Regions from separate parts of the Homo sapiens genome. Here all the other regions are linked to region 4. A link is a contact called in ENCODE Hi-C or POLR2A ChIA-PET data. All regions are on one chromosome and are shown on one strand. Each heading gives the region's core, a stretch centred on a gene start or an enhancer-like site at or near the end of the contact. The rest is flanking DNA. Distances are from core to core; before and after follow the strand shown. Region 1 overlaps CHST11 (carbohydrate sulfotransferase 11). Region 2 overlaps CHST11 (carbohydrate sulfotransferase 11). Region 3 overlaps CHST11 (carbohydrate sulfotransferase 11). Region 4 overlaps ALDH1L2 (aldehyde dehydrogenase 1 family member L2). Region 5 overlaps CHST11 (carbohydrate sulfotransferase 11). Region 6 overlaps CHST11 (carbohydrate sulfotransferase 11). Region 7 overlaps CHST11 (carbohydrate sulfotransferase 11).

What was found. Hi-C counts contacts between places; a loop is a spot of excess contacts on that map. ChIA-PET counts read pairs that join two places held with the same protein, here RNA polymerase II (POLR2A). Pooled maps may share reads with other maps.
Region 1: a map with no recorded cell type shows a loop between it and region 4 (2.1-fold over the local background). The contact joins two enhancer-like sites. A Hi-C loop is called at or near these places in 11 of 37 single-sample maps with no recorded cell type and 12 of 50 pooled maps. POLR2A ChIA-PET finds 5 or more read pairs at or near these places in 2 of 52 experiments (PC-9 and RWPE1).
Region 2: a loop to region 4 is called in a map with no recorded cell type, with 5 times the contacts of the local background. The contact joins two enhancer-like sites. A Hi-C loop is called at or near these places in 4 of 37 single-sample maps with no recorded cell type and 3 of 50 pooled maps.
Region 3: a loop to region 4 is called in a map of aorta, with 2.0 times the contacts of the local background. The contact joins two enhancer-like sites. A Hi-C loop is called at or near these places in 1 of 168 maps with a recorded cell type or tissue (aorta), 11 of 37 single-sample maps with no recorded cell type and 5 of 50 pooled maps. POLR2A ChIA-PET finds 5 or more read pairs at or near these places in 5 of 52 experiments (GM10248, K562, WTC11 and 2 more).
Region 5: a map with no recorded cell type shows a loop between it and region 4 (13-fold over the local background). The contact joins two enhancer-like sites. A Hi-C loop is called at or near these places in 4 of 37 single-sample maps with no recorded cell type and 4 of 50 pooled maps. POLR2A ChIA-PET finds 5 or more read pairs at or near these places in 1 of 52 experiments (activated CD4-positive, alpha-beta T cell).
Region 6: a loop to region 4 is called in a map with no recorded cell type, with 2.6 times the contacts of the local background. The contact joins two enhancer-like sites. A Hi-C loop is called at or near these places in 13 of 37 single-sample maps with no recorded cell type and 12 of 50 pooled maps.
Region 7: a loop to region 4 is called in a pooled map, with 2.6 times the contacts of the local background. The contact joins two enhancer-like sites. A Hi-C loop is called at or near these places in 3 of 50 pooled maps. POLR2A ChIA-PET finds 5 or more read pairs at or near these places in 2 of 52 experiments (WTC11 and activated T-cell).

Annotation. Positions count from the first base shown.
Region 1 is chr12:104,693,622-104,697,421 of GRCh38, reverse strand. The region is part of intron 2 of CHST11 (carbohydrate sulfotransferase 11); the gene reads right to left. Among named protein-coding and RNA genes, the nearest start is that of MIR3922, 100 kb to the right of the region's middle. RefSeq lists an enhancer at 1,561-1,700. Within about 2 kb of position 1,646, at least 8 of the 41 ENCODE cell types and tissues checked have a DNase peak (open chromatin) inside an H3K27ac peak, as active enhancers do.
Region 2 is chr12:104,567,455-104,571,664 of GRCh38, reverse strand. All of the region lies in intron 1 of CHST11 (carbohydrate sulfotransferase 11), which reads right to left. Among named protein-coding and RNA genes, the nearest start is that of MIR3922, 22 kb to the left of the region's middle. RefSeq lists an enhancer at 1,606-1,695. Within about 2 kb of position 1,809, at least 10 of the 41 ENCODE cell types and tissues checked have a DNase peak (open chromatin) inside an H3K27ac peak, as active enhancers do.
Region 3 is chr12:104,738,217-104,742,167 of GRCh38, reverse strand. The region is part of intron 2 of CHST11 (carbohydrate sulfotransferase 11); the gene reads right to left. Among named protein-coding and RNA genes, the nearest start is that of MIR3922, 150 kb to the right of the region's middle. RefSeq lists an enhancer at 1,126-1,175. Within about 2 kb of position 1,312, at least 11 of the 41 ENCODE cell types and tissues checked have a DNase peak (open chromatin) inside an H3K27ac peak, as active enhancers do.
Region 4 is chr12:105,029,424-105,033,322 of GRCh38, reverse strand. It overlaps ALDH1L2 (aldehyde dehydrogenase 1 family member L2), which reads left to right. Exons shown (of 23, transcript NM_001034173.4): 20 at 1,389-1,554; 21 at 2,894-2,999. Among named protein-coding and RNA genes, the nearest start is that of NOPCHAP1, 45 kb to the right of the region's middle. Within about 2 kb of position 2,107, at least 3 of the 41 ENCODE cell types and tissues checked have a DNase peak (open chromatin) inside an H3K27ac peak, as active enhancers do.
Region 5 is chr12:104,640,161-104,644,204 of GRCh38, reverse strand. All of the region lies in intron 2 of CHST11 (carbohydrate sulfotransferase 11), which reads right to left. Among named protein-coding and RNA genes, the nearest start is that of MIR3922, 51 kb to the right of the region's middle. RefSeq lists enhancers at 1-41, 939-988. Within about 2 kb of position 1,625, at least 6 of the 41 ENCODE cell types and tissues checked have a DNase peak (open chromatin) inside an H3K27ac peak, as active enhancers do.
Region 6 is chr12:104,669,944-104,674,243 of GRCh38, reverse strand. All of the region lies in intron 2 of CHST11 (carbohydrate sulfotransferase 11), which reads right to left. Among named protein-coding and RNA genes, the nearest start is that of MIR3922, 80 kb to the right of the region's middle. RefSeq lists an enhancer at 2,229-2,833. Within about 2 kb of position 2,448, at least 31 of the 41 ENCODE cell types and tissues checked have a DNase peak (open chromatin) inside an H3K27ac peak, as active enhancers do.
Region 7 is chr12:104,718,669-104,722,842 of GRCh38, reverse strand. The region is part of intron 2 of CHST11 (carbohydrate sulfotransferase 11); the gene reads right to left. Among named protein-coding and RNA genes, the nearest start is that of MIR3922, 130 kb to the right of the region's middle. RefSeq lists enhancers at 1,686-1,735, 1,709-2,337, 2,396-2,485. Within about 2 kb of position 2,207, at least 21 of the 41 ENCODE cell types and tissues checked have a DNase peak (open chromatin) inside an H3K27ac peak, as active enhancers do.

The DNA of each region.
Region 1 (3,800 bases), core at 397-2,896, 340 kb after region 4:
TCCTCCACCTTTTTGTTTGATCCAAGGCCTCAAGTGATTGGAAGGATGCCCGGCCACACTGGAGAGGAAGCTCTTCTTTACTCAGTCTACTGATTCAAAGACTAATCTCTTCCAGAAACACCCTCACAGACACACCCAGAAATAATGTTTTACCAGTTATCTGGGCATCCCTTAATCCAGTCACATTGTCACAAAAAATTAACTATCACAATATGTCAACACGAAGCAGTGAGGAGGACCCAGGGAAATCGGGGTCCCCATCCACTGCTGGCGGGTGTCCTGAGACACACACTATAGGGACACACTTATACTTGTGCATCTGAAGGCAGACATGCACCAGGATGCTTTGATCAATGTTATTCATAATGATAAAAAAATGGAAGCAATTTATCTGTCTACCTATAGGTAGATACATAAATAGAATGCAATATAATCATATGATGGAACATGATACAGTAATTGGAACAGACTGAGGGATCCACAGGGCTGGACATCAAAACACATAGTTGTACAGAACAGGCAAATTGAAGAGTAATATATTCAGTATGATAGCACCTACATAAATTATGAAAACATAAACCTGTGTTGCATATTGTATCTGGGTCCAGATATAGGAGTCACAGTATAAAACAAACACTGGAATTTATATTGTAAATTCATAAGAGGTTGAGAGGCAGGGATGAAGGGGAGAAGAGGAGATTCAAAAGAGATTTCTACCTTGGTGATGGTTTGTTTATTTTATTTTATTCTTTTTTTGAGACCGAGTCTCACTCTGTTGCTCAGGCTGGAGTGCAGTACCGTGATCTCGGCTCACTTCAACCTCTGCCTTCCCGGTTCAAGCAATTCTCCTGCCTCAGCCTCCCATGTAGCTGGGAGTACAGGTGTACAGGTGTGCACCACCACGCCCAGCTATGTTTTTTTTTTTTTTTTTTTTTTTTTGTATTTTTAGCAGAGTCGGGGTTTCACCATGTTGGCCAGGCTGGTCTTGAATTCCTGACCTCAAGTAATCCGCCCGCCTCAGCCTCCCAAAGTGCTGCGATTACAGGCGTGAGCCACCGTGCCTGACCCTGATGGTTTATTTCTATTATATAGGCAGATCTATAAAAGATCTGAAGCAAATATGCCACAATGTTACATTTGTGAATTCAGGATGGTGAGTAAAAAGTGTTTATTATATCATCTGCTGCACTTTATCTTCAAAAATTTCCCAAGTAGACAAAAGGAAAAAAGAAAAAAGGTAGGGTGGGTGGGAGCCAAACAGAAGGCTTGGAAACCATTTCTGTGCTCTTTGCACAGCAAAGGGAGCATGCAGATGGCGAGTTAACATACCTAGGAGGCTCCCCTGGGGTTTAATGTTGCATTGTGTACCCTCAGAACGACTGCTCAGCAAAGGCAAAATAAACACATTTCCTGTGCTTCCCTTTCTCAGCTCCGCAGCCCTGCCAAAGTGGGGGTGGGAGGGTCACATCATTTATTTACACAAGGTCCTCTTTATATGGACACCTCCAATAACGTTATTCATCGGGTTGGCTCCTCCAGGGCTGCCCCACTGTTCCCAGCAGGCCAGGAGTGTGACTTCACGGTGAAGCGTCACGTCCAAGTTACTCTGTACGTGGCAATGCCAGCTACCCACAAGAAAGGAGGGCTGTGAAGGGGGAGCTGGGGCCGCTTCTGGGTAATGGATTTCCCCCGCCCCCATTTCTGGCAAAGAGCTCTGTGGTCACAGAATTAAAAAAATCTATCAATTGTAAGCTAAGGCACATGCTGGGTGGAAGTGAGAGTGAGGGAACCTATTCTTATCACTAGCTCTGAGGTAAGATAGAAATGTCTGGAAGCTCCCCGCTTGCAGCTGGGAACTGTGCCTTAGTCATCTTTATGTTTCCATGGCTTTGCACAAAGTAGGTGCTCAGGAAATGCTTGTTCAATAAGCAAACCACAAGGACACATACACACACACACACACACACACACACACTCATTGTGTTGTGAATTGTGTTTTCATGAGTTTTCTTTCTCTTCACAGACAGTGTCATCTAATGGTTAAGGATGTTGATTCTGGAACCAAACTGCCTAATTCTAGGAACAGACACAAAACCTCTACCTCAGTGCCTTCAAACTATCAGGCCTTGGAGGGGGCTGAGCTGAGGCCCTCCCCACAATAGCTGGCACATAAGGAGCATTCGAGGAATGTTGGCAATTTCCAAATTTAGTCTCAGGGCAAGCCAGTTGGGAAGGCAACACCATGTCCATCTTACAGATGGGACAGCTGAGGCTCAAAGAAATCCTGTTGCTTGTGAAAGGCCACACGTGTTCCTGCCAAATGATGATGCCAGGATCTGAAGGCAGGGTGTCAAGCTTCGGAGAACCCCCCAGCATCCCCTGTGGCTCCATTTCTCAACAGCTGACTCAAGGACCAACAGATCTTTCTTGGCTGCTGTGTTTTCTACCCAGCAAAGGGTCCGGTGGGAACCCCCTCAGCCAAATGGGAGCCACTGACTTCTGTGGGGCCCAGAATCTGACTCAGGCCCAGGGAAATCTGATTCCCACGTCAAAGCTCAGGACTCGGAGCTGCACTGGTTCCGAACACAGAGCAGGCATAAAGTTCTGATGCCAGAAGAAGGCAGGAAACTCCAACGAGCTTTAATCACTCTCCCATCACGAACAGCTCTAGTGACAGCTTGGCCTTTCTATCCCAGGAGTTCAAAGAGTTTCCATCGTTCATTCTCACAAAGGCCCATGTCCCCTCTGCCTCGTTCCTGCTTCACTTTATTGAAGTAACTGTGACCCCAGATAGAATCCTGGCAGGTGACCCAGGTGAAGTCACCCGCTTCGTTAAACTCATTCCCTCCACTAATGCAGCGTCAAAACAGGGGGCTGTGCTCTTGACCACACCCAGGTTTTTTAAGAAAATGACCACAAAAACAAAACAAAACCAAAAAACACATTCAAAAAACATTTTTTTCAAAAGTGGCATCTTGGCCACCTTTGAACTCCGGGGCCTGGTGCAGCGCCCAGTGCAGGATAAGTGTTTGATGAATGCTGAGTAAGAGGAATGAGAAGGCAGCTAACAGCAGCCCTGAGAAGCAGTGCTATTACCCACATTCCACAGGATCAGGAAACAGATTCAGAGAGGTTAAGTGGCTTGGCTGGGGCTGGACTGCGGCTGGAGAGTGGAGGTAGGTTTGAATATGGGTTTTTGCTGGCTCTTGGGGGCTTTTAATGTAGGTACGTCCATGATACAAGCTACCCCCTGCCCCATGGTCTATACAATACCTGGCAAAGCTTTCTGATGAATAGATATGCCATAAAGCTGGGTAAGACCACAAACTTTGAGATAAATGTGCGGGCCAAATCCAGTTAGCTGCCTGTTTTAATATGGTCCTGGAGCTAAGAATAATTTTCATATTTTTACATGGTTTTGTTTTAAGTAACTATACAAGTTCCTATGTAATATCCTTGATATTGCCTCTTGGCCCACAGAATCTAAAATATTTACTATCTGACTTTTTAAGAAAAAGTGACAGATCCTTGATGTAAACTGTATCTCATTTTATATAAGCGGTCCCAGAGAGTAGGGGTGTGCCCGAGCCCAGAGGCCTAATCTCTAGATTGAGGCCTTGGTATCCATTCCATCTCAGCTCTCACCACTATGTACTTCACTTTGGCTAACTCCTACTTATCCATCAATCTCATCTTAGTTGTCGCCTCCTCCAGGAAGCCCTCCCTGACCCCCAGAGACCAAATCAGGGGCCCTTCTCTGTGCTCCCAACTTCTCATGGTCCCTTAAAACCCCCATGTCC
Region 2 (4,210 bases), core at 560-3,059, 460 kb after region 4:
GCCAGAAAGGTCTGGAGTCAGACAAACTTCATCATCAGACCTGAGCTGCCACTTCCTCTTGTGTGGTGATCCTCACAAGCCATGACCCTCTCTGATCAAAGTGTCCACAGCACTTCAGGAGACTGAAAGCCTGTGTCTACAAGCACTGACAAGTGGGACGCTGGAGGCGTTCAGTCAACATTGTTCTTAATAATATTGTCTGTCGCCGGGTGCAGGACTCAGACCTGTAATCCCAGCACTTTGGGAGGCCGAAGCGGGCGGATCACCTGAGGTCAGGAGATCAAGACCAGCCTGACCAACAGGGGGAAACCCCATCTCTACTAAAAATACAAAATTAGCCAGGCATGGTGGCACATGCCAGTAATCCCGGCTACTTGGGAGGCTGAAGTGGGAGAATCGCTTGAACCCAGGAGGCAGAGGTTGCAGTAAGCTGAGATCGGGCCATTGCACTCCAGCCTGGGCAATAAGAGCAAAACTCCATCTCAAAAAAAAAAAAAAAATTGTCTGTCCTCCAAAGACAAACTACTGAGTCCACCACCTGCTAGCTATGTGACCTCAGCTGATTAACTTATCCTCTCTGCCATTTTCTCATCTCCAAGATGAAAACAAGAATTCCTACGTTCCAGGCTGGTTTTGAGAATTATTAGATGATATCATTCAGGAAAAGCACAGTGCGCTGGGTGAGGTGGCTCACGCCTGTAATTCCAGCACTTTGGGAGGCCAAGGTGGGTGGATCACCAGCAGTCAGGAGTTCGAGACCAGCCTGGTCAACATGGCGAAACTCCGTCTCTACTAAAAATACAAAAAATAGCCGGGTGTGGTGACAGGCGCCTGTAATCCCAGCTACTCAGGAGGCTGAGGCAGGAGATTCACTTGCACTTGGGAGGGAGAGACTGCAGTGAGCAGAGATCACGCCACTGCACTCTAGCCTGGGTGACAGAGCGAGACTCAGTCTCAAAAAAAAAAAAAAAGTGCAGTGGCTTACATATACTGAAACTGAATAAATGGTAGCAATTGTTAATACTGTTGCTATTCCTTCTAAATTCCCGAGTTGCTTGAAGGCAAGAATCTTGTGTATCCACTTCTGTATCCCTAATACTAAATGCCTGGCACATTTTCTTGCAGGAAGGAAAGGAGTAGGCTTCTTCCTGAGGTCCTGCCATGCTCATCCCCAGTGAGCTTGGTTCCTGATTTCAGAGAGAGGCATAGATGGGACACCAAGAAGGCACGTGGCTTGGGTGGGCTGCACAGTGCTGAAAGGTGGAAAGAGGATCTGCTGGAGTGTGGAAGGTTTACAGACGGTAAAATCTGCAGCTGCTCACACACCTACTAGTGGGAGGGGGAGGCTTGCGAAATGTTAAAAATGAGTCGATTTTCTCATATACAACAAGAACAACAACGAAGACAGTGAGGAAAAGAGGAATAAACAAGGTGTGGGTGGAGAAAAACAGGTACCTGAGCCTGGCTCTTGTGAAACAGAACCCTTTAGGAGTAGAGGTGGGGTGGGGAGGGCAGTCACTGGTTTAATACAGATCCTCCCAAATAGGCTGGATCACAGCCGAGCTTACAGATGCTCACTTTGGACTCCTCTGACACCACCAGAGAGATCAAACCCCAGGATATGTTGGTTTTGTAGGTTGTCAGACACGTCAAGACCACTAACTGTTTCTATCAGAATGTAGAAATGTTGCAGACCGTGGAGGGGGCTGTTCAGATGGCCCAGCACTCTGACCGCATGCAAAGGAAGTTCCTTTCGCAACCCGTCCTCTTCCTCCAACTGTAAAGTAAGATTATGAAGCAGAATCAAGAGCCTACACTGAACCTCAAAAGGGAAAGCCCAGGGTTGGGGACTCCCAGTGCAGCATGGTCAATGGTGCCACCCCAATACCACCTGCACCAACATCACCTTCAATAGCAGGACTTATTCCCCTGTGGCTCCATAAACTGGGCAGATCAATGGAGAAGGTGCAGCCTGAAAACCCTGGAGGCATCCCCTAGAATCTGGGCCCCAAATTCCTAGCTTGGAATCTCCCCCACTTCATTATGTTCTTACCCCAGGCATAACAGTTCTGCTGCTGATCAATCCAATAGGTCTGCTGTACCTAAGAGCTATGATGCACTCAGCCACAGAGCTCTGTGTGATGAAGATGCAAAATGGACTCAGACATCCTCTGAGCTCTTCCCCTAAGTTTTGAAGGTAACTGCTCAGGACAGAAAACTGAGATTGTAAGAGACACTGGTCTCGAAGTGAACTGTCCACAAATCCTGAGGATCGTTCCTTTGAACAAATGTATCTGGTTGTTTTTGTTGTGTGCATTTTTTTATTCAGAATATAAAATATTCTGAAAAGCTATGGAGTCTCACAAACTGAGCTCTAGTAACTAAGACGGTAACTCCAGGAGGGTTCTCTATTCCTAGAATTTCTTCCGTCAGAATAACCAAGTTGAGAGGTTTGTCAAATTTTGTTTCATAAGCTAGTAGTTTCACTTTTATTTAGAATCTAGAGCCAGACAATTGGGTTCCAGTCCTGTCACATCCTGGCTCTGTGACCGTGGATACTAACCCTCTCCATGCCTCAGTTTTCTCCTCTGCAAAATGGGGATGAAAATAATAATACTTACCTCTCAGGAGTGTTGTGGGGATTAATGAGCTAATACATGAGAGCAACTAGAAGAGTACCTGGCATACTCTTAGGTACTTTATTCAGTCAGTATTTAATAAATGTCGCTACATACATAGACTGTCTTAAAGAGCTAATGACCTACTTTTATTTTTAAAGATCTCCAATGGTAGGTTTCAACTTTTAGTTTAGAAATACAGAGGCAGTATAAAATAGTGGTTAAGAACATGAACTATAAAGCCATATTGCCTGGGATTGGATCCCAGCTCTGCCCCTTTTTCACTGTGTTAATTTGGTCAAGTTACTTAACCTCTCTGAGCTTTAGTTTCCTTATCTGTAAAATGGAGATAATACTGCCTGCAGGTTTAAGTGAGTTGATAAATACAAGCCACATTATAGATAATAGTAGAGATGACAGGTGCCGCTGTCATTGTATCTCTAGGGGAGGTCCCATCAGCAGCTCCCATGATCACATTTGTAAAATGCCAAGATGCCATTCAAAGTCCCAGGAAGCAACTAGGCAGCCAGCCATTCTCTTCCCATCTCAGCTCTGTTGGAAGTTGCTGACCTACAGCTCATCAGTAAATGTGTACCAAGCAGAAATCAATTAAAATCAGCCACACTTGCTGCTGCAGTCTCCTCTGTTCCCATCCCATGGCAGGGCTGAGGGCTAAGGAGGCAGACAGAGGAGCTGTTGCAAGGACAGTGGGAGGGGGGCCACTGGCACAGTACCTCTTGCTGCTCCATGGCAACGGTAGCTGCTAGACAGCAGAGCAGCAACAACACACTGCAGCAAGAGAGGAAAGTCTGACTCCTCTCGCCAGGCAAAGCACCAGGCCATTCACAAGGCCAGAAGACAGGAAGACCCCGGCCCTAAACAGCAGCCCTGATCATGGGACCCAGCCCAACCTCTGACTCCTGGCATAGAAAAACAACACACATACGAGTCCTTCCTCCAGGCTCACCTGCCCTGGGAAGCCACAAATCCACAGACAAACTTGGTATCTCTGTCTTAGTCTACTCCTGCTGCTATAACAAAATATCCTAGACTAAGGAATTTATCAATGTATTGCTCACAGTTCTGGAGGCTGGGAAGTCCAAGATCAAAGCAATAGCAGATTCGGTGTCTGGCAAGGCACCAAACAGTGATGCCTTCTGTGTCTTCACATGGCAGAGGGGTGAAGAGGCTCCCTCAGGCCTCTTTTATAAGGGCACTAATTCCATTCATGAAGGCAGAGCCCTCAAGACCTAATCACCTCCCAATACTATTGCATTAGGGATTAGGTTTCAACACTTGAATTTGTGGGGGGTACACAAACATTCAGACCATGGCAACCTCTAAACTTTGCACACAGCTCATGGGCTGTGTGACCCTGGATCCTTGCTCAACATTGTCAGGTACACAGGAAAAAATTCACAGGAGAGCTCATGCTAGGTGGAGCTGTGAGGCTCTCACTGGGGACAGAATTAAGTGTTTCAACAGGAATGGAACTAGAGGTACTTTGGGCAGGCAGCAGAGGGGAAGATTCCTGGAGAAGGGAGCTGGATCTTAAAGGACAAAAGGAAATAAAGGAAGAGGCAGGGAGAGAG
Region 3 (3,951 bases), core at 63-2,562, 290 kb after region 4:
CATCTGCAAAATGGGGACAACAATAAAGTCTACTTCTCAGGGTCATTTTGAGGATTAGATGAGAGCCCACAAGGAAAGCACATAGCATGGTACCTGGCACATAGTAGGCACTCAGGAAGTAGCTACTGTAAACCTTACAGAGGGTGGTTTCCCAAGTGCCGGGGGCAGGATAGCAGGAATGTTGCTTTGCCTTTCACCTGACAGCATTTCTCAATGTTCAGTGTATGTAAGAATCACAGCGGGAATCTGATGCAATGCGGGTTCCCAGACACCACCCTGAGTAATTCTGGTTCAGTGGGTCGGGCTGTCCTGGGAACCTGCTCTTGATCGCTGCCCCGTGATGATTCTATCAGGCCAATTCTGAGGCTGGTGGTCTCTGTTTCACTTTGAGAACTGATGATTGAGCGTCGCTTTTACATGAGCGGGTTCTGCAGTGAACGCCAAACACATTTGTCATCTGTGCAAAATGCCTGGCTCATGGCGACTTAATATCTCACTGACACAGAAGACCGATAGAGGCAATTGGCGGCAACTTAGATTGGCAGCTGTTAAGCAAATTGGAGGTCTGAAGAGCAATTTTCTGGCAATATCAAGATTAGCTATTAATATGTATTAACAGACTGTAAAGGATTCATGGAATTTCACAGTAACTGAACTATGAATTGAGAGGCACCCAAAGAGGTCCATTTATTTCTTAGTCAAGCAGCATGTTTTAACAATACCCGATTTCTCCATTGTTCCAAAGGCACGCATGAGCCATGCTCTGGGCCTTTCGTTTCTGCATGTTGCATGCTTCCAGTGAGAGGAAGGCTGGTCCTCCCCCAAGAGAGAGGTGGAGCTAGTTCTGCAGATGGGGCTCCAAAGCCCTCCTCCTACCCCTGCCTGGAAGACACCCTCGTTCTCTCCCCAGTAACCACCACCACCAAGCCTGGGGCCCCAACGGAGCCATTTCCACCACCTTTACCTTCACCCCTTTGCCTCAACCTGCTCCATCCTGATCATAGTTAATGTCACTATGAACAATGTGAGCTCAACTCATGCCCTCCCTCCAGGGCAGCTGGGATAAGGCCCAGGTATCTCAGTGTCCCAGGCACTTGGTGCCCAATACTTGCAGAATTCAGAAAAGGGTGATTAGCTTTGTGGCAACACATGAACATCTTTGCAGAGTACTAAGAAGATTTTGTTTATCACTTCACTGCCTTTTTCCTCTTTCAAGAAGGACGGCCCATTCTCAATCATAGTGAAAGTGGAACAGGAAGACCATCGTGGAGTGCTAGAGGGACAAGCACGTCTAAATCCATCCATCTGCTGTTCACTGAGGAAGTCAGACATCTCTGCGGCTTCTTAGGCCATGGCCGAGGACATGAAGATACAGATATCCAGGAACAGAGTCACACACAATGGCAGGGACACAGACCCGGGGCCCAGAGGTGAATAAGACACCCTCAATTGCATGACATCAGAGGTATTAATATTCTTCTGCCTGTAGAGCTTTCAAATAATTTTGCATCTCAGAGTCCTTAGAACCCAGAACTTCAGAGTTACAAAATACCTTTGTGATTATCTGATACCACCCTCTGATTTTCAGATGGCAAAACTGAGGCCCAGAGATGAGAGCTCATCCACCCACTCCCAGAAAGCAGCAGAGCAAAGACTGGAACCCAAATATGCCTTTTTGTTGTGCTGCTGGACAGCAGAGCAAAAAGAGGGATTTTCTCCTTCTATCCACCCAGCAGCCCTTGTTGGAGGTGCAGGGATGGATTCCAGGGCAGAGTGAGAGGGCAGGGAGTGTCATCTGTGTGGTGCCATAACATTCCTATGAAATAGAAAAACCATCTTTGCTACCTTCCATCAACCTCAGAGGAGTATTTTGACAACACATGTAGATTTATGATCAATGGAAATTATAAAACTAAAAAGAAGTGAGTGACCCATTTTATTATCCAGAATAGGGAACGTGGGATAGGTCCCCCTGGGCTGGCCTGATTTCAGAGCTCATTAAAGAAAAGTGAGGCAAGAACTGGGAAAAGTCTTTGCATTTTTTTCTTTAAAGGCCAGTGACCCTACTAAAACTAAGTGGTAGAAACTAAATACATTGATTTCAGGATACAATTTTTACAGAAAATCAGTGTCTCCCTGATCTCATTCAATAAATACTGAACAAAAATGGAGAGTATTTGCTTTGATGGAACAAAGGTTTACTCTCCCTAGGATGTCTGGAACTCTGCGGAGATGAGCAAGCTCATCAGCACAGGCTGGAGATCAGACTCTGGAGTCAGGCAGACCAATCTGGATGTAAAATTTGGCAATGGCCCTGACCAGCCCCATGATCTGGGGTCAGTAAGATTCACTCTCCTGGCCTCAGTCTCCTCATCAGTAAAGTGGGAGCTGAGAGAGCACAAACCTCACTGGCTCTTATGAGGTTTAAAGGGATGAAGTCTGCAAAGAACTTACTGTGTCACTTGACCCACAGCTGCTCTTAAGGGACAAGCAATTAATATTCACAGTTAAAAGTTTTTTCTCATGAAAAAAATAGAGTTCTTTACTATGTGGCTGTTTCCATCAAGGGGCAGCAGAGCAGAGTGGTTCAGAACACAGGCTCTGCAGCCAGACAGCCTGGGCTTAAAATCCGGCTCTAGTACTTACTGGCTGTGGACCTTGGGCAAGTTACTTAATCTGAGACTCAGCATTCTCATCTGTAAAATGGGGATGACGGTGCCACGGACCTCCTGTGGTTATAGATGATGGTGAGAATAGCTGACTGTATGCCTGGTGCACGGATGAATACACTGGCCGAGAGAAGTCACTCTACCTTCTAGAAATTCAGGCCAATGTAGTAATGAAAAGATGAGGACACCTTTCCCAACTAGAATTTTGCCCTAAGCTGCTGACAAGGAGGGAGAGTGGCTGATGTCACTTTTCCTTTCACTTTCCCTGCCTCCCCTGGTTGAAGCCCAAAAAGTGATGAGTTCAGGGTGTTCCAGGTGGAGAGGGAGAGAACGCTCAGGCCTGCTCTTGCCCGCACCCACTACCCGGGCTCCTCTGGCACACACCGGCGTTGGTTCCCAACCTCCCACTGACAGCGTCTGCCACCTGCAGGTCCCGCTTTGCCCTGGATGAGCTTCAGACTGGTCAGCTCACCCCTCACCCCTGCCCAGCAGGCTGTCTACCTCCCAGCCTGGTCCTCCGTCTTCAGGAGGGACCCTGCAACCTGGTGGCAGCTCCATCCTTGGCCTGAATCAGTCCAGTGACTGCCAGTTATGCAAACAGGCCACAGCCTGAGGCGCTGGGGGAGCCCAGTTTGAAGCAAGATATGATTTCAGGGAGAAAGCACACATTCTAACAGGGACAAGGAACAGAAAAGATGGCAATGCAGTGTGGCAGCTGGAGTGTAATTTAGTGGCCAAGAGAAGACACTAGTGTCAGATTCCCAGATCTAGCACCTACTAGCTATGAGGTCCGGGCTTTCTCCTAAAGCCTCTATTTCCTCACTGTAAAATGAGCCAAACAGTACTCCCTGCTTTAAAGGTGGCTGTAAAGCTCAGATGAGAGGAGGGAGTTGCACGTGCCCCTGCAGGTAAGTGCTCAGGAAACGCCTCATTGCATCATGGGGCGGGTGTGAGGATGAAGTCAGGAAGGCCAGACCAGGCCCTTGCCTGGGTGTGTGTTTAGTTCATGTTCACTGCTTTTATTAAGCACAGGTGCCATGGACGCATGGCACAGGAGTGCCGTTCCAGCTTGGGAGAGCAGGGAATGATTTTCCCAAGAAAGAAGTATTCATGCAAAGCCCACAGAGGAGGAGTGAGCTGGCGCCGAAGGCCATCTAAGAGAGGATTGGGTGGGGGAACAGGGAGTGCAGCCTTGAGGCGACAGAGAGCGGGGCACCTCTGCGAACCTCAAAGCTGGTCGGGAAGGGGAAGGGCTCCATGGCTGTCCCTGCACAGGCTTTAT
Region 4 (3,899 bases), core at 858-3,357:
CTGAGACCAGAAATGTCAAGGATTTGCTATATCAGTACATCAACAAGCATGTTTTACAAACATGCTGTTCATATTCATTCATCAGCAGCATTTCTCAAGCACCTACTTAGTACCAAACACTGCATGCTGGGAATATAAATGTGAACAAGGCAGACATGGTCCCTGGCCACTCAGAACTTCTCATCCAGTGCAGAACCCTGGGGAACGCACTAAGAGATTACGGCCAGGCCTAAATTCAAAGTCATGGACCTGCTGGGTTATAACTCCCATTCTTCTTACCAGAATTGGACTTAACATTAGAAGATGCAGAAGTAGGTTAAGATAACTGAGGAGTGGAAGAGATAATTACAAATACATGTCAGTGATGAACATCGTGCAGTAAAGATTATTTTTCGTCAGAGCATTCTAGTGGGTCATCTGGCATGGCTACACCAGGAGAATTTTACAAAGGCAGTCTGCCACATTTGAGGAGGAAAAAAAAAGATAACAATGTGACCATTTTAGAAATTCTCTTGCCATGAACAGTGTAAGTATGTGATATTAATAAACATTTCAGAACATTAGTTTGCTATTCTTAATGGATTAACATTTAGGATAATTTTCATATAGTGTATGTAGCTTATATTGTGCTAGTAGATAGTGGTTAAGGACTTGGGATTTCAAGTGGAAAAAAGTCTACAGTATTTAGTGGTTGGGTGCACTTACTTAACCCCTCTAGGCCTCAGTTTCTTCTTCTGAGAAGCTGAGGCGGGAGGATCACTTGAGCTTAGAAGTTCGAGGTTGCAGCTGGGCGCGGTGGCTCACGCCTGTAATCCCAGCACTTTGGGAGGCTGATGCGGGTGGATTGCCTGAGGTCAGGAGTTCGAGACCAACCTGACCAACATGGAGAAACCCCATCTCTACTAAAAATACAAAAATTAGCCGAGCGTGGTGGCAGACACCTGTAATCCCAGCTACTTGGGAGGCTAAGACATGAGAATAGCCGGACGCAGTGGCAGGCGCCTGTAATCCCAGCTACTCAGGAGGCTGAGACATGAGAACAGCTTGAACCCGGGAGGCAGAGGTTGCAGTGAGCCAAGATCACACCATTGTACTCCAGCCTGGGCAACAAAATAAGACTCCACCTCAAAAAAAAAAAAAAAAAAAAAGAAGTTCGAGGTTGCAGTGAGCCATGCCATGCCACTGTGATCCAGCATGGACGACAGAGTGACTAAGACCCTGTCTCCAAAAAGGAAAAAAAAAAAAAAACCAACCACCTACCTCCGGTGCTATTGTAAAGACTAAATGACAATACATCTATAAACACCTTAGTATAACACCTACCACTTGGTAGAAACTCCATTATTATTAACAGTGAATTGTGTTTTTATGGACTGGGTAACATACAGGTAGAAGAAATTAAAAAGATGAAAATTGGTGATCCACTTGACAGATCCACTGATCATGGGCCCCAAAATCATAAGGCTCATCTGGAAAAGCTGCTGCAATACTGTGAAACTGGAGTGAAAGAAGGGGCCACTTTGGTGTACGGGGGAAGACAAGTCCAAAGGCCAGGTAAGATCACCTCTGTGGGGGTTTACCGGGTGCCCGCCTTCTTCAGTTGGAATGGACAGCGACAGTTTAAGACCAGCCTGGCCAACATGGTGAAACTTCATCTCTACCAAAAATTAGCCCAGTGTGGTGGCACGCACCTGCTACTGGGGAGGCTGAGGCACAAGAATCACTTTAACCTAGGAGGCAGGTTAACGTGAGCGGAGGAGGCTGCAGTGAGCTGAGATCAAGCCACTGCACTCCAACTTGGGCAACAGACTGAGACTCTGTCTCAAACAAAACAAAACAAAATAAAACAAAGAAGGGGAGACAACTGGATAATATGTGTCTCCTGATGGAATAAAACGTGTAATACACAGTATCACCTATGAAGTGTTCCTGCCAAAAAAGCTTAAGCTGAATCTAATTATACCTTTAAGCCAAGCTTTCTATTCATAAGAACTGCAGTAGGGAGGGAGGAAGGAACAGGAAGTTATTTTTTAGTGGGTATAGAGTTTCAGTTTTATAAGCTGAAAATAGTTAATGAAAATGGATGGTGGTGAAGGTTGCATATTATGAATCTCATAACACTGAGCTGTACACTTAAAGATGGTTGTGATGGTAAATTTCAGTTATGTGTATTTTACCACAATAAAAGTCACTGGGAAAAAGAAGAAATACAAGAGATAGAGAAACAAATATCATCCAAAGGAAGCAATGATTAACCAGAAAGAAAGATAATGTATAAACAACTGACCCAGTCTCTTTAACATGACGATAGCATAAAAAATAAGGGGAAGACAAAATGGGGAAATGTTTTAGAGTAAAAGATCCTTAAGAAATCTAAACACCAAATACAATGTGTAGAAGAATTTGAATCCTAAATCAAACAAACCAACTGTGAAAAAGCTAATTTCTAGACATTAAGGAAATTAAAATATAAACTCTGAATAAAGAATACTTACTAATTTTGTTAAGCATGACACTGTATAGTGGTTATATAAGAAAATATCCTTATTTTTTACAGATGTGTACTGAAATACTGAGGTGTTAAAATTATGATATCTGGAATTTGCTTTAAAATATTTCAATGAGGAAAAGATAAATACAGCAAAATATGGATATTTATTTTACCATTCATTATACTGTTTTCTCTACCTTTACATAGGTTTGACATTTTCATAATAAAGACATTAAAAAATAAGAACCTGGGCATGCCAACACCAAATAGAGAAATGCAACTCTTCTTGGTTTTACTGGGCCAGAGGGAAAGAAAAAATTATAATGTAATTAAGTGAGAGGACTATTAATTGAAAATGACTTAACCTACAGTTGACATTTTTTCTTTGTTTTTTCCAAAAAGGCTTTTTCATGGAGCCGACCGTGTTCACAGATGTGGAAGACTACATGTACCTCGCCAAAGAGGAATCCTTTGGGCCTATTATGGTCATTTCTAAATTCCAAAATGGGTAGGTTCTTCAGACACAATGTAACTTAGGTTTTGACTAGATAAGTCATTTTTCCCCTTTGCCACTGTGCTATATACACAGCATAAGATTAATGAACATGTAATTTTCTACCATAAGAATAATTAACTTAAATAATTAGAAGTTACGCTTTTGCTAACCATCGTAGATCATAGTATATTTTTGCTTTTCAGCTTCAATTAATGGCCAACATAATGGGCTTTTAGCTGAATAAATTTTAGTTTTTCTGCACTTGACATTTGAGATGTCTGTGGAACAAAGTAAATAACTGAGAAATAACAAAACTGGTTTTCACATTTAAATTCCTAGGGTATGCATCTGTGAAATCTTATTTCCCTAGAGAAAGAGTGCTGTTATTATAGGGGATATTGCCCCCCAAAGCTTGATACTCAACTTTTCATGGAAATGTTCATAATCATCATATAATCAACTGTAAATGACATGCTGGCTTGTGATACTACATGAAACTTTGCAAAGAGTTCAGCTTATCGAAGAGGTCCAAGTGCTAACTGAGCTCATAAAACAATACTTAATAGAATGGGGTCTCATGGTATACTGCACAAAATTCTTCAGAATGGCTTTAGATTTATTTCAGCCAATGAGAACTTGAAAAAAAAATAAAGAATAGACTTTCTCGGTCTTTAATAGATATAGTATAAAAGACTTCAGGGGACTATAAGGTGTAGTGAGTAACCTTTGATATATCCATTCAAGGATGCATGCTATGCCATTTCTCATTATACATTCTCCCATGGTGGTGGTGTTAAATGTGCAGACATTAGAAGTCAGGTTTGAGGGAATCTACTGTAACATGGGTAAGTCACAGCCCCTGACCTTAAGGAGTTTATTATCTAACAGGGGAGACAGACAGAGATGACAGTT
Region 5 (4,044 bases), core at 376-2,875, 390 kb after region 4:
GGTGCACGCTGGGAGGGTGGCTGCGGCAGAGATTTCCCAGCAGCCTCTGAGCAGCAATAAGCACAGTGAGGAGGAAGCAGAAGTCCCTCTCTTCAGAGGAAGCAGTTCTCCATCCCGTGAGCCAATCCACAACTGGCCGGACAGCTCCTTGCAGAAACCGTCCAAGAAAAGCAGTCTCCACTAGCAGATAGCAAAGGCAGAGAGACCTAAGAGGTTCCTTTGTTTGCTAACTGCACCCCTAAACTCCAGAGGAAATAAGAAAATTCAAATTGCTTCCTCTTGGTACCAGAGGAATCAGGTTTGACAAGTCTCTTTATGAGATGACAGCTGAGAAATGTTCTAGAGAGGTCCCTTCTTACCCTGGGTTAAAACAGTGAAGTCTTGGCTTTCCAGGAGCTGGAAAACACGCTCATGAGACCCAGACCAGATTCTCAGGCACAACTGATGTTTCCATCCCTGATCTAGAATAAGCCATTCCAGGCAAAGGAATTTTCCAGATAGGAAAAACTCCTCAAGTGCAACAACAAAAAAAAGTCATGAGAACTTTGTGTGTGTGTGTGTGTGTGTGAAGAAAAAGTCTCTGAATGTCCTCTTAAGTTCCTCAAATGGAAATCCCCTAAATGTGCTGGAGTTCTTGAAAAGAGCATATTGGAAGAAATCTGTTACTGATAATCCCACACAAACACGCTACCCACTACAGTGGCACACTGCCCCTACCATGGTACAGAGGGAAAGACTTGGACTTTGAAAACACAGGGTAGAACCCCATCTCTGCATCTGACGTATCTAACCCTCCAAACTTCTGCTTCCTCATCTCTAAAATGGGTGGTGAGGAGCAACAACAAGGTTTGCGGTTTTTTGTTTTGCTTTGTTTTAAGAGATAGGGTCTTGTTCTATTGCCTAGGCTGGAACACAGTGGCACAATCATAGCTCACTACAGCCTCAAATTTTTGGGCTCAAGCTATCCTCCCGCCTCAGCCTCCCACAAGTAGCTGGGACTACAGGCATGTGCCGTCATGCCCAGCTAATTTTTTAATTTTTTTGTAGAGACAGGGGTCTCACTATGTTGCCCAGGCTAGTCTTGAACTCCCAGCCTCGAGTGATCCTCCCGCCTCAGCCTCCCAAAGTGCTGGCATTACAGGTGTGCACCACCATGCCCAGCCTACAACACGGCTTTTTGAGAAGTAAATGAAATGTACAAAACCTGCATGTAGTGGGCATCTAATTGGTATGACAATGTGTTCCTTAAAATACTTTTGAAAGTAATTAGTAGTTGAAAATAAACCTTAGTATTTAAGCAACCTCTACTTGACTACATATCTAGTTGCATAATTTCTTAATTTTAAAAAGTATTCTTGTTTTAATTATAAAAGTAATAAATGTTCATTGTAAAAAAAAAAATCTAAATCCCCAAAATAATTTTAAAAGTTAAAAACCACCTATATTCCAACCACCTAGACACAGGCTTGAGATTTTGTTATGTGTCTTCTCAGAGATACATAACAGGCTGGGTGTAGTGGCTCATAGCTGTAATACTAACACTTGTGAACGCTGAGGCAGGAGGATCGCTTGGGCCCAGGAGTTCTAGGCCAGCCTGGGCAACATGGTGAAATCCCATCTCTACAAAAATACAAAAATTAGCCAGGCATGGTGGCACACGCCTGTAGTCCCAGCTACTGAGGAGGCTGAAGTGGGAGGACTGCTTGAGCCTGGGAGGATGAAGCTGCAGTAAGCCACGATTGCGCCACTGCACTCCAGCCTGGGCGACACAGCAAGACCTTGTCTCAAAATTTAAAAAAATCAAATTAATTTGTAAAAAGTAAAAAAAGAAATGCGCATAGGTACTCTGTCTTTACAATGATACAATTCTTCTATGCATGTCGCTTTGTAATTTTTTTCATGTATGTCTCATGAGCATTTTTTTTCATATTAGAGATCATACTCCCATACTGCCATTCTAAAGGCTGCACAGGATCCCATAGTATGGATATACCATCCTTTAATTACTGCCACATGATATTTTGATCATTTCTAATTTCTCACTACTGTGAACAATACTGAGATGAGTACTATGTACCTACCCAGTTCCTCATTTGGGCTTCTCAGAAGTGTCACTAATGACGTACAGGATCAGATGACTCTGTTGTAAGGATTGTCCTGTGCACCATAGGACGTTCAGCAGCATCCCTGGCCTCAACCCACTAGAGGACAGTAGCAGCTCCCCAGCTCTGACAATCAAAACTATCTTCGGATGTTGCCAAATGTCCTCCCTGGGGTGGATGGGGTGCAAAATCCCCCCTGGTTGAGAACCATGGCTTTAGGATAAACTCCTAGAAGTGCCAGATCAAGGTGATTACAGACTTTTTATTTTCTTATCCATTGCTAAATTGCCCCCAGAAGGTTGAGTGCCCCCGTCAGCACTGGGGAACAGCCATCCTCCTTCTCATGTTTGCTGGTAGGAAGGTGGGTAGGGTCCACCCAGTTTTGTTTTTAATTAAATTAATAGATTCTCTTTTTTGAGCAGTTTTAGGTTGACAGAAAAATTGAGTGGAAAGTATATAGAGCTTCCATATACATACACTCATACCTTAACCCCCAGTTTCCCATTATTAATGAAGCAGGATACTTCCCTGACCCCTTTGCAGGCAGGAACTGGAGTACATGGGTGCTGGCAGGGGCAAATTCCACTCACTCACTGTTCCACCCCTCAGAGGAGGGGGAACACAGGTGAATGGGTGCAGGAGGTGGGGGTGAACGCTTTTGGGTGCCAGCAAGAGCGAACTCTGTACTGACCCTGTGGCAGCATCTAGGGGAGGGTGTCCATGACCCCTGAAGCCCCGGAAGAAGTGTTACAGTGCCCTTTTAGCTTTGCCATCCATGGACAGATTAAGTGTTAACAGCTCAGTGGATGGTCCATGTGACAGACACCCTTTTGCATTCACATTTGTGGCACCTGAGTTCTTGTCTGGCATCCAGGAGGAATGAGGTCACACAAATGACTTGAAGATGGCCAATGTGGGGGATTTTATTGCCAGTGAAAGTGGCTTTCAGCAGGAAGGGGAGCTAAAAAGGGGAAGGAGTGGGAAGGTAATTTTCCCCTGGAGTCCAGTGGTCCCCGATTGGACTCATCTCTAAAGCTATGCCATCAAGCTGTCCCTCTGAAGTCAAGCTGCTTCTGACATCCAACTGTAGTCTCCAATGTCCAGCTGCTTCTCCCCTCTCTGTTGGCTGAGCCTGGGGTATTTATGGGCACAGGATGGGGGTCGGGGCAGGCAACATTTGAGCGGGAAAACAGGGATGTAAGGTCTCACTTTGGGCTACAGTATTAGGCTTTTCAGCTTGAGGGTAGGGACCTCGCTGGGGACCAACCCTCTTCTGCCCAGAATTTCCCTGCCTCCTGTCCCTATCATTAATATCTTGCATTGGTGTGGTACATATGTTGTGACTGATGAGCCACTGTCAATGCATTCTTATTAATTGAAGTCCATAGTTTACATTAGACTTCATTCTTTGTGTAATGTCATGTATCCACCATTAAAGCATTGCATAGAGTAGTTTTCTGTCCTAAAAATCCCTTGTGCTCTTCCTGTTCATCCCTCTCCCCACCTCCTGAAACCCTGGCAACCACTGATCTTTTTACTGCCCCCATAGTCATTTACTGCTGTTTACAGACATTTGCCAACTTTTACAGAATGTCATATAGTTGGAATCATACAGAACGTAGCCTTTTCAGATTGACTTCTTTCACTTAGTAATATGCACTTCAGGTTCCTCCATATCTTTTTGTGGCTGGATGGCATATTTCTGATTGCTGAATAATATTCTGTTGTATGGATGCATCATAGTGTGTTTATCCCTTCACCTGTATAAGGGTATCATGGTAGCTTCCAAGTTTTGGCAATTATGAATAAAGCTGCCATAAACATTTGTGTGCAGATTTTTGTGGATACATAAGTTTTTAGCTCATTTGAGTAAATACTAAGGAGTGCAACTGCTGGATCACATGATAAGAGGATGTTTAGTTTCATAAGAAACTGCCAAACT
Region 6 (4,300 bases), core at 1,199-3,698, 360 kb after region 4:
TAATGAACAGCTAAGAGTTTTAAACACACAAAGTTAGAATCTACCTGGAAATCTTTTACTAGCAGAACAGCTAAGGTTTGATTCTGTATTAACAAACATCCTCCCCAAAGAAGCCAGCAAAAAAATCCTGCTCTGGGACCGCAGTCTGAAATGTACAGCCTTATCTGTGCTGGAAACTGCAGAGAAATCAGACTCAGGGGAGGAAATCGACTAAAACTAAGTGCAGGCCATTCAACAGAGGCCGGGAGAGCTGACAGCAGAGGAAAACCGAGCAGCCATAAAGACACGGGCAGGGAAGAAAGATGCCACCAACGTCTGTGGAGAGGCAAGACTGTAACATGCTGCCTTCTCACTGCTCAGCCAACGTGGATTGATGCAGAACATGTGTCACGAGGCTGACCACATTTAATCTTTCAGCAGCCCTTCCAGGGAATGTTCTGCCAGACTCAGAGAGGTTAAGGAACTTGCCCAAGGTCACACGGCAACAAATTCCAAGTGATTTTAAGTAGGTCGAAAAGTCGAAACAAACGGTTTGTGAATGTGCTGTGCTACATGTTAAATGAGTTGTCTAGGACAGTCTCATTGCCTGGGGTAGCTTCCAATGATGATTATGATGCCATGATGATAATCACCATAAGAATGGTTGATATTTATGGAGTGCTTTGCTAATTGCCAGATAGCACTCGAAGCACTGTACTTACATGAACTCATTTAATGCTCATAACAAACCTATGGGTAGGTACTATTATCATTCCCATTTTACAGGTGAAGAAACTGAGGCCCAAAGAGGGTAAGTTACTTGTCCAAGTCAAATAGCTAAAAATAGGTGTCACCACATGTGTATTTTTGAGAAAATGCTCTAGGCTCACCCTAGAAAGCCTCAAGTCAGTGTTAATCCATGTAACAAACCATTCCATTAACAGGTACAGTAGGCTGAATGGTACCTCCCCAAAAGATAGGTCCACATCCAAATTCCCAGAATCTGGGAATGTGACCTTCTCTGGATAAACGGTCTTTGCAGATGTGATTAAGCTAAGGATCTTGAGATTATCCTGGAGTGTGTGGGTAGGCCCTAAATATTAATGACGTGTCTTTATAAGAGACAAAAAAGAAGACAGAAGAGGGGGCAGCAACGTGTACATGGAGCAGAGAGATGGGGCCCCAAGCCAAGGAGTTTGGCAACTGGGAGAGGCAAATAATAAATCTTCCCTTAGAGTCTCCAGAGGGAGTACAGCTTTGCTGACACCTTGATTTTGGACTTCTGGCCTCCAGAACTGGGAAAGAATACATTTCTGTTGTTTTAAGCCACCTGGTCTGTGGTGATTCATTATGGCAGCCTCAGAAATGGTGGGGCAGGTATGGCCAAGCATCAGGGTTTCAGAGTAATCCTCACGCCTGGGTGTCTGAGTGGTGGCAGCAGGAGAACAGAGGTGCCATGCGGGAGGCATGTGAAATCTGGGGGAGGCTCTTGGCTTGGAAAGTGTAGGAGGGAGAGTCACAGTCAGAATCACGAGCCAGTTTTCCAGCCAAGAAGGCTGCCCAGCAGAGCATACGCTTGTTGCCATGCACTGAGCTGCCCGTCATGGTGAGTAATCTTGCCCCATTGGGAGGTTACTCCTCCCGAGGTCCCTTTGGAGGTGGTGAAGCCAACCATCCTCACATGTTCTATTCCTGAAAGAGGCCAGGGCCAGGCCAGCTTCCAGCTCTCAGAAACACCTGCTCGTGGAATCAATGGCCACAAGGCATGGGATAGCTGATAAAGGGGTTTTCCTTCAAAGTTTTTCATTCTCTGCAGTATTTTGGCAGAATTTGCCAGAAAGCAGAAAGCAATGGTCTCTTTATTCTCCATTTCTGGAGCTATCTGCTCCTTTCGCCCCTCTCTGCAAAGACACTTGCCACAAGACAGCTGGACAGCCGGGCCCCTAATGGAGTCCTGCACACACATCACTCACACGAGCCATTACTCCGCAAGCCAGAGCTGACCTTGGGGAGAGAGGGACAATCCCCTCTCTCCCACACGGTCCACCCCCCTGTGCAGGCCAGACAGGTCTCAGGGAGGTAGGTTTCCAGAAAACGCGCTTCCCTGACATTCCTGGGCATTTTCATTGTCAGGGATGGAGAACTCGAGCTACCCAAATTGTATCAAAACATCTGAAGTCAGAGCAGAAATCTTAATGCTCCTTCCTCCAGGGCTGATCATTACAATATTCCTTAATGGGTAGGACATGGTCACTGACGGGTCAGAAGGAATGCTGCCTGGGAACTGTGCCAAGGCCTCCTGCCAAGTGCCAGTTTTGCCCCATCCCCCAACCACACCCCAGTTATGGAGAGGAAACTGATGAGTCACTGGCCGATTTGCTAACTTCAGTGTCCCAATGCCACACGCCTACAAGGTGACAAAGGGGGTTTCCATTTGGCTGTTGAAAGCCTCTTCTCACATTATGCAAGAAGAGGGCTGGGGGCGGGGAGGAGAGAGAGACAGAGAGAGAGAGAAAAAGAGAGAGAAAGATAGAGATTGGGTAAAATGTCTAAAATTCAAATCATAAGTTCAAGGGGGACTTTCTGTAAGTAAAGGAATCTTTGGTGAATAAAGTATCACCTCACTTTAAACAGTGGCTTTGCTCACACTGTAGGCGTTCTCTAGGCTGCCTGAGATAACTGTCCTGGCCCGTTTGCTGCGAAACCTGTGGGGGAAGCGACAGGACTTCCTAGACCGATCACAGTGCAGTGGGCTAAGAGCTTCCATGATCAAAACCATGATCGCGCTGGTAACAGTAATGATCAGTAGACAGGCATTCCAAGCACTTGATGTGGCTCTCCTCATCGAATATTCTTAACAACCCTAAGAATCAGGGCAAATACTGACCCCACTCTGCAAATGGGGAAATGAAGGCACAGCAAAACCAAATAACTTGCAGAGCCAAGATTTCAACCAAGCAGCCCTGCTCCAGGCTTTTCCCTACCACCCACACCCCATGCTTAGGATCACGGGCGCAGCAAGAAGCCGTGTCCAGTCAGACTGGAGATCACAAGAGGCTTTGCGGAGGAGGGTGTGCCCATGGCCAGCAGACTAGCTGTCAGCTAAAAGGAAAAGGTCATCTGCTCCCACCCCGTGTTAATGAGAAAAGCTAAAACTAGCCATTCTCTACCATCTCATCTCCAGTATTCCAATCTGGTGATTATGTTTTCAGCTCTGAACATGATCTTAGGGCTTCTCACCTGCCCAACACCCTCAGAAGGCAGGGCAGGAAATCCATATGTGGGAAATCAAAGAAACTGAAAAGGCAGAAGCAGAAACACAAAGCTGGAAAAGAGTGTGTGTGTGAGTGTGCATGTATGTGCATGTATGTATGTGTGTGTTTCTGTTGGTGTATATGTATAGGTGTGGGGGGTATGTGTGGGAGTGTGTGTGAGAATGTATGTGTGGGTGTGTGTTTATGTGGGGTGTGTGTGAGAGTGTATGTGTGGGTGTGTATTGGTTTGTGTATGTGAGGGGTATGTGTGGGAGTGTGTGTGTATATGTGGTGTGTATGTATGATGTGTGTGTATGCAGGGGTATGTGTGAGAGTATATTTGTGTGTGTGTGGGTATGTGTGGGAGAGTGTGCATGAGTGTGAGTGCGTGTGTATGGATGTGTTTGTGTGGGAGTGTGTGTATGAGTGTGAGTGCATGTGTGGGTGTGTATGTGTGGGAGTGTGTGTGTAAGTGTGAGTGCATGTGTGTATGGATGTGTTTGTGTGAGTGTGTATGAGTGTGAGTGTGTGTGTGTGTGGGTCTGAACATATGCACTTGCACATGTGTATATGCTCCATGAAGGAGGCTATGTTGGGGGTGGGTGGAGGAAATGGAGGCAGTTCATGGACGGTCTGGAATAGAAAAGCGGGGAAGGACCACCCTGCCCTGGGTGCCGTGCAGAGGCAGAGATTGCTGGTGGATTCAGAGTGGTGGGGAAGCCCCTTGGTTTTGAGGACTCGCTCTGCTACAGCCCTGTTAGCATCCTAAGGACTGAGGAAGTTGGGAGACCACAAGGCCTCTGTGGGCTGCTCTCACCAGAGTGCACCTGGCCAGGGTGGACCCCCCTTCCTCCCTCTCCCTGTGAGGCCAGCAGGCCCTGCAGCAGGCGGTGTGGAGTCCAGATTCTTCTGACTCTCTTGGCAAGCTTCCGCCTCTGTCCAGCTGTTGGCTTAGGTGAAGCTTTAGGAAAGCGAGAGGGGAAAAGGGAACTTAGATTTATTAAGGGCCTCCTCTAAACTAACATTTGTTGAGTTGAGCAATTTCTATGTGCTAAGCACAAGTATTT
Region 7 (4,174 bases), core at 958-3,457, 310 kb after region 4:
AGCCTCACAAAGGTCTTGGCTCACTTTGATGATGTTTCACTGCCAGGGCCTTTGAGAAAGTCTCCCCTCACCTCCCCCCAGGTATCAGCAGGAAACAGAAAGATGACCTGCAGGGGGATGGGGCCTTGTTTTCTTTGGACACTCTTTCCAGCAACGACTCCAGACAGCAAGGCTGGAAGAGAGAACCAGATCACAGGAAGGAACAGGTGCCAGGCTACGTCCACCATAGCCCGTCCTCTTCCACAAGCAGAAACGATGACGTGTTAGAAATAAAACTCATCCTCACCATTTTTGAACGTCTGCAAAGGCACAATTCATCCACTTTACAGAGGCACTTACACTGTGTTTCAGAAAACCAATCTACCTCATCTAAGTACTGCAGTTCAGTCAATATACAAAATATACTAAAAACCACGGTTAGGGCAGTGCTGAGTTTGGGCATCACACTTAGTTTGTGCTTCCCAGTAGCCAAGGTATAAAGAGAAATATGATGGATTATGAAAACTTTTACCTCTGATGAAGTTAAAAACACACCAAATTGGCCAGGCACAGTGGCTCGCATCTGTAATTCCAGCACTTTGGGAGGCTAAGGCGGGCAGATGGCTTAGCCCAGGAATTCAAGACCAGCCCAGGCAACAATGGTAAAATCTCATACACACACACACACACACACACACACACACACACTTAGCTGAGTGTGGTAGTATGCGCCAGTAGTCCCAGCTACTCCAGGGACTGAGGGGAGCGGATGGTTTGAGCCTGGGAGGTCCAGGCTGCAGTGAGCTATGACTGCATCACTGCACGCCAGCTTGGGTGACAGAGCAAGACCCTGTCTCAAAAAAACCCCCCAAAACCAAACAGGCAAACAACAACAAACCCACAGAGAATTTAGAGGTGGGACGTGGATCTGAGTTTAAACTCCATCACTTGCAGACAGTGCAACCTCAGGCAATACCTTAACTTCTTATTTCCTTGTTTATTAGTCTCAGTAATATCTCAGAATATTGGGGGAATCGCCTGAGCCATGTATGTGGCAGTGCTTTGAAAATTATACAATATCTTCCAGAAATCTGACTTATCATGGAGTATTTATAGTGGTTCTTTCAGTGAAACGATCTATTTTTTTTTCTATGCTGGTTGTGTTCTCTTTGAGGTGGCTCTGAAAACGTTTGTTCACGTAACTCCTTATACCAGGGACGCTGTACAATAGGAAGGACAGTAGTCACACCCCATTTTGAGCACTCATTCTCTATCAGGCGCAGGGGTACACTTGCCTGAGTTTGAATGAGTTGAGCACACTGTCTAACCCATGGCACCTTCACAGACATTCCGGGATAGAAATACCATTAGCATTCCTATTTTGCAGAAGAGGAAGCTGAGGCACAGAGATACATGAACCGATCTGACTCTCTTTCCCATAAAGGTGGCACAGACGGTCAGAGACAGTGAGCCAGTGGGGCCCTGGACCCATGTGGGATTAAAGGCTCTATGCTGAAGGCACCATTCTGAGGTAGCTCTGGTGTGTGTGTGGCTGTGTGTGTCTGTATCTGTGTGGGAGAGAAAGAGAGACACAGAGATAAGCCCCACCAGAGACTTAAGGGCTCAGAGAGCACCAGGGACCCACAGCCCTACTCCTTAAATCTGTGATGCCTGATGAGATGGGGATGGGGATGGGGCCAGGCCCAAACCCAGCTTCTGGCTTTAGGGTTTGCTCTTGCATTAAATTCCCCTTGGTTTCAGCACCACAGGGTGGGTTTCAGTCTTTTGTAAGCAAACATTTCTCAGGGAAGTCATGAGTCTTCCTTTAGAAAAACCAAGGAAGCCAGCTTAGCCGAGGACCAGCCCCGGCCCTGGAGCAAACGCTGCGGGGCACATGAGATGGTTTCTCCGCCCTTCCTACATCCACGACCTCTCAACCTTGCTCCTCTGAGCCCCAGAATTCCAGGCTCACTAGGAGAGGTGAACGGCGTCTATAAGACGTGCTGTCATTTTAAAAGTCCCAAAGCAGCAGCGACTGGTCCACGGTAGACGACATTTCCTGTTTTTGTGAACTTGTTTTGTTTTTTTTTCAAATTAGATTTCTACTCACTGATCCTCTCCATTTTTTTTTTCCCCTTTTTAAAATCAAACAGCAGATCAAAAGAAAAGCAACAGAAAGCTCGTGGTGTTCCTCTGCCTCAAAGGCCAAACGTCTGTGGGTTTTTTGTCTTGGCTGCCGACCGCAGCACGTCACACTGTTTGAAATTTGCAGCTGCGATCATTTATCTTCAGGGGACAGGGGTGGTAGGTGGCCGTGGTCCTGGGGAGACCCCGGGAGACCCTCCCAGCGCATGACATGAGTGTAGCTGCCGTCCAGCCCTAGGTCCTGTCTTCCTGGATGAGGAAATACCGTGCGGGGTCTGGAAGGGGAGGCTGCACGCAGCCCTCAGGGAGAGACACAGCACCAAACGCCTTGGACGCCATGAGTCCCAGCCCTGCCTCTCACGATCGTGAGGCTGTGGGGAGCAACTCGGCCTTCCTCAATTCCAGTTTCTTCATCTGTAAAAAGGGAAAATCCTGGTACCCACTGCATAAGATTGAGGATAAAATTAGACTCTGCAGGTAAAATGCTTGGCACACAGTAGACTCTCAAGACATGGCAGCTGATGCCAGAGTCGGGGAGCTGTCCTGCCTGCAGGGCAGTGTTTCAGGAGGAAGCGTGCTTCTTGGGGCTCCGGATGCCGCCAGCAATGTTTACGAAACTAGACAAGTCCACTTATTCAATTTACAAAAAGCAACATGTTTACAAGCCCCTCCATAGCTTTGGATCTAAAGGCGGAAAAGTGCCTGGACACCAGCGTTAGTCTGGAGAGAGGGAATTCTTCTCAGGAGCCACGGAGCAGGGACCCATTCCTAAACCATTCCCGCTTTTCCTCCAGGAAATGGGTGCAAGACAAGGAAAGCCATGGCCTGGATTGTTACGTAGAAGCAGCTGGGACACAGTGTTCCCTGGGGCATCTGGGGACAGTGGTGCCTGTAACTGTCCCCTGGCCATGGGGTGCAGCCCCCGCCACCCCTCCCTGAGTGCCCAGGGCCAGTCCATCCTCCATGCCACAGCCAGGGCCGGCTGGCCATGCCCCAACTCCTCATTCTGAAGAACACTGAAAATAAAGAGGGGTCCCAGCTAAGAGGGGGTGTTTATAACTTGAAAAATGCTGATAACGCCAGCCAGTCATTTGCCCTGAAGTAGGTAATAGCTAGAGCAGCATTTCTTAGAATTAAAAAAAGACTATGAATAGATAGTTATGCTGTGTCTGCAGTCAGGGCCCTCCAATTAATGGCAGGAAGCCTATGTTTCTGTCGGACTGCAGCCTGAGCCCTGTGTGCGTGCACCTGTGCACGAGAGAGACAGAGTGAAGTGGGCAAGGGGAGCGTGGGTGGATGGTGTGTTGACTTCCAGAACTTCGGATCTCAGGTGGTCACCTAGAAATCCAATTGATGGGAAAGAACATGATTTCCTACTTGTAAGCCAACATGGCATTTCTTTATGCAAGCCCCTTATCTAGAAAGAGATGCTGGTGTCACTACAAAGGGACATGGGGACTCCAGAACTCAACCCTGGCCCACTGAGCATGTATTCAAGCTGGGGAGGCAAGAGCTGTCAGCCTAGAAGACAGTACGTTGCGGAGTGTCTGCTTCCGGGCGTCACCATTCTGGAACCATAGCCACCAAGGCAGAGTCCTGGGGGCCGCGCCTGCAGCCCAGCCCTCACCCAGCAAGAGAGGGAAGGATGAGGAGGCTGGGTTTACTGTGCCCCATTCTGTACCCTCAACCTAAGTGGCCGTTGATCCTCCAAAGGAGAAATGCATTGGGGTTCCATGCACCCTGGAAAGTCGGAGAACCTTCCCCGACAGAAGCTCCTTTCCTGCAATTTACTGTTCAAGCCTTCAGTAACTTCTGCCTTGCTCCTCAAGAACCTCCCTTGTCTTGTTTAATTTAGACCTGGGCAGTAATGAGGACTGTGTCGACTCCACTCTCGTCCACCGGAATGAAATTTTTCATTAAGGAGTTCCTGGGAGACTGGCCAAGTTTACTCTCGCAAGCATTGCATCTGCCTGCTTGCTGCAGTCTTCAGGCTGGCTGGCTAAATGACAGTCCTGGGTGGCAGGGAGGAGACGCCCCCAATTTCAGTTCT